Regions from separate parts of the Homo sapiens genome. Here region 2 is linked to region 1. Evidence: chromatin contacts called from ENCODE Hi-C or POLR2A ChIA-PET data. All regions are on one chromosome and are shown on one strand. Each heading gives the region's core, a stretch centred on a gene start or an enhancer-like site at or near the end of the contact. The rest is flanking DNA. Distances are from core to core; before and after follow the strand shown.

Evidence for each region. A loop is a pair of places that touch in the nucleus more often than their neighbours do. ChIA-PET counts read pairs that join two places held with the same protein, here RNA polymerase II (POLR2A). Pooled maps may share reads with other maps.
Region 2: POLR2A ChIA-PET joins it to region 1 with 13 read pairs in Panc1. The contact joins the promoter of CCR4 here to the enhancer-like site in region 1. A Hi-C loop is called at or near these places in 1 of 37 single-sample maps with no recorded cell type and 7 of 50 pooled maps. POLR2A ChIA-PET finds 5 or more read pairs at or near these places in 4 of 52 experiments (CD4-positive, alpha-beta T cell, Panc1, activated T-cell and 1 more).

What each region holds. Positions count from the first base shown.
Region 1 is chr3:32,911,898-32,915,697 of GRCh38, reverse strand. No RefSeq gene overlaps it. Among named protein-coding and RNA genes, the nearest start is that of CCR4, 38 kb to the left of the region's middle. Within about 2 kb of position 1,522, at least 8 of the 41 ENCODE cell types and tissues checked have a DNase peak (open chromatin) inside an H3K27ac peak, as active enhancers do.
Region 2 is chr3:32,949,570-32,952,967 of GRCh38, reverse strand. It overlaps CCR4 (C-C motif chemokine receptor 4), which reads right to left and starts at 1,324. Exons shown (of 2, transcript NM_005508.5): 1 at 1,278-1,324.

The DNA.
Region 1 (3,800 bases), core at 273-2,772:
CGATAAGCCAGGCGAGGTGGCTCACACCTGTAACCCCAGGTTACAGGGAGGCCGAGGTGTGTGGATCACTAGAGGTCAGGAGTTCAAGACCAGCCTGGCCAACATGGTGAAACCCTGTCTCTACTAAAAATAAAAAATTAGCCAGGCGTGGCAGCAAGTGTCTGTAATCCCAGCTACTCGGGAGGCTGAGGCAGGAGAATTGCTTGAACCCGGGAGGCAGAGGTTGCAGTGAGCAGAGATTGTACCACTGCACTCCAGCCTGGGCAGAGTGAGACTCTGTCTCAAAAAAAAAAAAAAAGATAAATCAATAAACAAGATAATTCAAGCTAGTGATAACTGCTAATAAAAATGAGAAAGAGGCCGGGCACAGTGGCTCATGCCTGTTATCCCTGCACTTTGGGAGGCCAAGGTGGGCGAATCACCTGAGGTCGGGAGTTTGAGACCAGCCTGACCAAAACGGAGAAAACCCGTCTTGACTAAAAATACAAAATTAGCTGGGCATGGTGGCACATGCCTATAATCCCAGCTACTCAGGAGGCTGAGGCAGGAGAATTGCTTGAACTGGGGAGGTGGAGGCTGGGGTGAGCCGAGATCCCGTCATTGTACTCCAGCCTGGGCAACAGAGTGAAACTCTGTCTCAAAAAAAAAAAAAAAAGAGAAAGAAAAAGAAATGTTCTCTGGGCGAGGTCACCCATGCCTGTAATCCCAGCACTTTGGGAGGCCAAGGCAGGCAGATCATGAGGTCAGGAGTTCGAGACCAGCCTGGCCAATACGGTGAAACCCCGTCTCTACTAAAAATACAAAAGCTAGCCAGGCATGGTGGCACATGCCTGTAGTTCTAGCTACTTGGGAGGCTGAAGCAGAAGAATTGCTTGAACCCAGGAGGCAGAGGTTGCAGTGAGCTGAGATCGTGCCACCGCACTCCAGCCGGGGTGATAGCGCAAGATTCTGTCTCAAAAAAAAAAAAAAAAAAGAAATGTTCAATAAGTATTTGAATATGTATTTGAATATCGAATGAACTAATGAATAAGTAAAGGAGCATTGCCAAAGCCTCTAGTCTGAGAGTGAAACAGTGGAGGAAGCCCTCCCTGGAAGGAATGAAGAGGTGGCAAAGGGAAGCCAGTGGTAGGAAGAGAGGAGATCGGTTCAGTTTGACAGCATGTTGAATTTGGTAGTGGCAGAAGTTTCCTGGAGAACTGACAAATATAAAAATGACCTTTTAGGTGCAAACACACATGCCTGTCTGGCACGATCAAGAATAAAAATACTTAAAGCAGAAAAGAACCCAGATGAGTAAGGAGTGGCTCTTCAAATACCAAGGGTGGTTAATTGGCCTGTTTCTCAACTGGGCAAATTGCCCCACTCACAAGAGGCACACACCGGGGTATTGCTCTGTCTCCAGCATGCGTTCTCATTCCTCAGAAGTGGACTTCTGCCTGCGTCTTGGCCTTGCTTTTGGAACAATGTCCTGGAGGGAGATGTTTTCAGGAGACATGTTGTGTGGAAGATGTAGCAATAATGGGTGGTGCTGGAATCACGACAGAGCTTGTCTCTCAGAGAATCTGCCAGAATTGGCTGGGAACCTTGACATGCTGGCACCTGCCCAGCCCTTCTTTGCATGAGGGACGTGGAACACTGTATTCTGGGTGGGTCCCTCACCCCTTCTCTTCTCATTCCCATCACAAACCTTAAAGTTGTGGGCACATTCCTAAACCGAGTTGCCAAACCTCAAAAGGAGATTGCTGAGTCCAGATTAGAGGCCGTGTTTCAGTCTCCACCCCACTCTACCCCATTCTCACTAAGTACTCATCCCAGTGCCAGCCCCACACAGATAACCAGTGCCTCATCTGGCAAAAGGTGGTCCATGCTGCTGTTGAAATCTCCCTGTACAATAGGTTCTCCCTCTGGCTAGGACATAGTGTAAAAAGTTAAAATTTTCAGATTAGTGCCAGTTAATTCAGTCCAAAGAAAATACTGTCTTTAGCCTTTTTTTTTTTTTTTTTTTTTGAGATGGAGTCTCACTCTGTCACCCAGGCTGGAGTCCAGTGGCGCCATCTAGGCTCACTGCAACCTCTGCCTTCCAGGTTCAAGCGATTCTCCTGCCTCAGCCTCCTGAGTAGCGGTGATTACAGGCACGTGCCACCACGCCTAGCTAATTTTTGTATTTTTAGTAGAGATGGGGTTTCGTCATGTTGGCCAGGCTGGTCTTGAACTCCTGCCTCGGCCTCCCAAAGGGCTGGGATTACAGGCATGAGCCACTGCGCCTGGCCTGTCTTTAGACTTCTGTAGCAAGAATAGCACTTACTACCAGAAACAGAAACTGGATCTTGTATATGAAAGCCATTTCTTTTTCTTTTTCTTTTCTTTTTTTTTTTTTTCCGAGACGGAGTTTTGCTCTTGTTGCCCAGGCTGGAGTGCAGTGGCGTGATCTCGGCTCACTGCAACCTCTACTTCCTGGGTTCAAGCAATTCTCCTGCCTCAGCCTCCCGAGTAGCTGGGATTACAGGCATTTGCCACCACGCCTGGCTAATTTTGTATTTTTAGTAGAGATGGGGTTTCTCCATGTTGGTCAGGCTGGTCTCAAACTCCTGACCTCAGGTGTTCCACCCGCCTCGGCCTCCCACAGTGCTAGGATTACAGGCATGAGCCACCGTGCCTGGCCTCATTTTTTTTAATTTAAAAATTGTTTTGGCCAGTCACGGTGGCTCACGCCTGTAATCACAGCACTTTGGGAGGCCGAGAGGTCAGGAGTTTGAGACCAGCCTGGCCAATATGGTGAAACCCGTCTCTACTAAAAGTACAAAAAGTAGATGGGCCTGTAGCCCCAGCTACTCGGGCAGCTGACACAGGAGAATTGCTTGAACCCGGGAGGCAGAGGTTGCAGTGAGCCAAGATCGCGCCACTGCACTCCAGACTGGGCACAGAGCAAGACTCCATCTCAAAAAAAAATTGTTTTTAAATTTTTTGTAAGCAAGGTCTCACTCTGTCACCCAGCTGGAGTACAGTAGCACTATCACAGCCCACTGTATCCTGGACTTCCTGGCACAGGCAATCTTCCCATCTCAGCCCCCTGAGTAGCTAGAACTAGAGGCTTGTTCCACCACACCCAGCTAATTTTTTCATTTTTTTGAAGAGATGGGGTCTTGCTATGTTACCCATGCTGGTCTCAAAATCCTGGCCTCAAGTGATGCTCCCGCCTCAGCCTCCCAAAGTGCTGAGATTACATGCATGAGCCACCACACCTTGCCTGAAACCCATTTTAAAACATATTGAGAATGCCTGACCATAAAAGTTGTCAAGATTGGCCTCCATCACTAAAATAAAAGTTGACAACTTTTGAGAAAAACACCAGGAAATTACTCCACCCAAGAAAACAAAGTTGTTTTTGAGTCACCTGTTTTAGCAGGCCTCAAGGGGTTGGTTCAGCAGAAAACACATTCACGTCACAAAACTCAACAGGCAAAAGCATGTGACTACCCAGCCAAACCATGTGTCTGTATGACTTTTGACTAAAAAGGTCTTATTCACATTTGTCAATATTGCAGAAAGTATCAGGTTCCAAACCCAGCCCAAACTCCACTCCATATGTCTTCTTCCTCCCTACAAAAGAGTTCCTTTCCCAACCTCCTCACTTCTTCCAGGACAGCCTTCATTCTGCCACTAGGCTAAGAATAGAGAATCAAGAATAAATATAAGCCATAACCCTGCTTTCAAAAAACAAAACTGCTGGAAATGTGGCTCATGCCTGTGATTTCAGCACTTTGGGAGGCTGAGGCAGGAGGGTTACTTGAGGCCAAAGT
Region 2 (3,398 bases), core at 75-2,574, 37 kb before region 1:
TATGATCATGATCATCATCAAACTGCACGTAAAAATCAATTCTACGCACAGAATCCTATTAGAGTGGGAATTCACCTGATGGATCTAGAAAACACACATCACAGCCAGAAATAAAACCTCTACCTCCCCAACCACCTTCACTTCCTATCTAAATTGGCAGATAAAGAGGTTGAAATCTTCTTAAAATTAATCACATGCTGACATGTGTATCAGAGCAATTCAGGGCTGAAGGGCTTTCCGACTCAAGGCCACTCCCTTGCTTCCTTCTTGAGGCTTTTGTGGGACCCTCACATTCCTTGTTAAAATCCTTTTCACATTCGTCAGTAAATTCACATTCGATCTCTCCCCACACCCCCACCACCACACACCCAATGCCCAAACTGTGTTTCTCAAGAAAGGGCTTTTGAAGCCAGGTGTGCAGTGGCCCACGCCTATAATCCCAGCACGTCGGGAGGCCGAGGAGGGAGGATCACTTGAGCCAAGGAGCTCCATGCCAGCGTGAGCAACATAAGGAGACCCTGTCTCTACAAAAAATTGTTTTAAAAGTTAGCTGGGTGTGGTGGTACGTGCTGATAGTACCAGCTACTCAGGAGGCTGAGGCAGGAGGATCCCTTGAGCCCAGGAGTTCAAGGCGCAGTGAGCTATGATGGCACCATTGCACTTCAACCTGGGCAGCAGAGTGAAATCCTGTCTCAAAAAAAATAAAAAATAAAAAGGAAAGAAAAGAAAAAGAAAAAAAGAAAGAAAAAAGATTTTGGTTTACTCATGCAAATAGATACTGAACACCTGTTACATCACAGAGTCTCCAAAAAAGTTTGTTGAATGACTAACAATTCTAGTCTTTCTCCACCATTTTACCAGTGAAAATGAAAGGCATAAACAAGGCTGAGGAGTTAGGAAATTATCAGGAGAACAAAAAGCCAGGAGACACAGCTGGTAAGTGTCTGGAATTATTCTGTAGGCCTTGCGTGTGTGGTATTTCTTGCCTGGGAGTCTTGCTAGAAGCAAGAAGCAGACAAGTGTATATTTTTTATGAAAATGATCTATTTATTTGGGGCATGTGGACTCAGGCCAGATGTGTGCAGGAAGAGAGTCCTGCATAAATTAGTGCCCATCAGATGAGGGCTCAGAGGGTGTGGGGACAGGTAGAAGGTGTGTGGGCTGCAAGGTAGGTGCCAAGTGTAAGCCCTAGACTCGTGAGGGGCCTGAGCATCTCAGCCAGGTCCAGAAAGCAGTGTGCGACCCAAGACCCTGGGAATGTCCCCGTCCCTGCTTACCTTGCTTTTCTGAAAGCGGCTCTGAGGAAGGTCTGTGAGGCAATGCCAGGCTTGCTCAGGAAGCACGATGCTAAGAAGGACCCGGTGCCTTTCAAGGGTGCGTGGCTTCCTGTGAGCACGAGTTATCTCCCTCACCCAACTGTACTAAGTTCAAGTGGGGTTTTTTGATAGAAGTAGGAAGCAGAAAATGATTCTTAGTCATTTCCCAAGACCGAAGGCCAAGAAGATGTGCCAAAAAAAGATTAAGAAAAAAAATGAAGTCATTTTCTTTTTAAAAAAGATTTTTAGTTTTTTTAAAAATACAAAAATGTATTTGTTGGTTTTTAAAAAAGAGATTTTTTTAAAGAAACAGGGTCTCACTCTGTCACCCAGACTGGTGTTCAGTGGTGCAATCATAGCTCACCGTAACCTTGAACTCCTGGGCTCAAGTGATCCTCCTGCCTTAGTCTCCCAAGTAGCTGAGACTAGAGGTGCAAGCCACCATGACTGACTAATTTTAATTTTTGGGGAGATAGGGGTCTTGCTATATTGCCCAGGCTCATCTTGAACTACTGGCCTCAAGCAATCCTCCCACCTCAGCTTCCTAAAGCACTGGGATTACAGGAATCAGCCACTCCTTTTTCGCTTTTTAGTTTAAAAAAAAAAATTCCATTTAACTGGCCATATGCGGTAGCAATGATCTCTACATTTTGGATCAGCAACCTGTTTGCTAGTTTCTCATCATGGATATGCAGGGGCCAGCAATCAAGATGTGCAATGTTCTCCTGACAACTGGGATCTGAGAGGCCAGGGTGAGAAGGAAGGCCAGAGATAGTCAAGAAAAAGGATATTCAAGAAGAGAGAAGAGAAAAATTTGTCCAAATGTATGTGTCTGTGAGTGACTTGGAAGGCATCAGCCAACCACATTCTTTGATTCAATAGTTGACATGGCCTCAAACCAGTGTGAAGTGGCCTGGCAACATAGCTTCAAGTCCTTTTGAGTCAGGAAGACCCCTCACCCAAGCGCCTTCTGCTTGGGGATTGCGGAGCTTCATTGGCAGTGGTCTTGGCTGAGGTCTTGATCTTCACTTTGGATGTGGGTAGCAGTCATAAGCGAGGGGCTGACATGAGCCCTAAGTCTCTCATAGCCTCAGCTTTTTGGCAACTTCCAGATGCTTTCCCTGTGTTTCAACTGTTGCTTAGCTCTTTGATTCAGCTTAAAAGAGCCATAAAGATCATTCTTTCTAAGGAATTGGCATAAATAGAAATTAAAACACTGAGCTAGAATGGTGTTAGGGAACCCCTTCTTTTTTTTCATTATCACTTGCCCCAAGGAGTCTTTTGAGACTTTTTTTCCTAACACTCCCTCATAAAATTTTAATGCTACAAACATACCATATATCTATTTATACAGTGTATGTATATCTGTGCTTTATACATAAAATGAGTATGAAATTTTTCTCCCTCCAAGAGCCAAGTTTTATCTTGGGGGCAATATTGCCTCTACTGAGAATGCACGAGTTAGAGTAGAGAGTAGAGGCACTCAACTCAGGCTCCTTGCCTCCTTGAGGCATACAGCAATATCTGGAGACATTTTAGCTTGGGGTGGGAGGGAGTTACTACTGGCTTTTTTTTTTTTTTTTTGAGAAGGAGTCTTGCTCTGTCACCAGGCTGGAGTGCAGTGGCATGATCTCAGCTCACTGCAACCTCCGCCTCCCGGGTTCAAGCAACTCCCCTGCCTCAGCCTCCCAAGTAGCTGGGACTACAGGCACGCGCCACCATGTCCGGCTAATTTTTTGTATTTCAGTAGAGACGGGGTTTCACCATGTTGGCCAGGATGGTCTTGAACTCCTGACCTCAGGTGATCTGCCTGCCTCAGCCTCCCAAAGTGCTGGGATTATAGGCATGAGCCACCGCACCCAGCCTGCTACTGGTTTCTAATGGGTAGAGTCCAGGAATGCTGCTAAAGTCCTACAATGCACAGGACAGCCCACCACAGCAAAGAGTTGTCTGACCAAGAAGATCAATGGTGCTGAGGTTGAGAAATCCTGAGCTAGAGCAATGAGCTAGAGCAATGTTCCCCAGAGTATAAACTGTGGAACCAGATTCATGGATAGCCTGCAAAAGAGAAATGGGGATGTG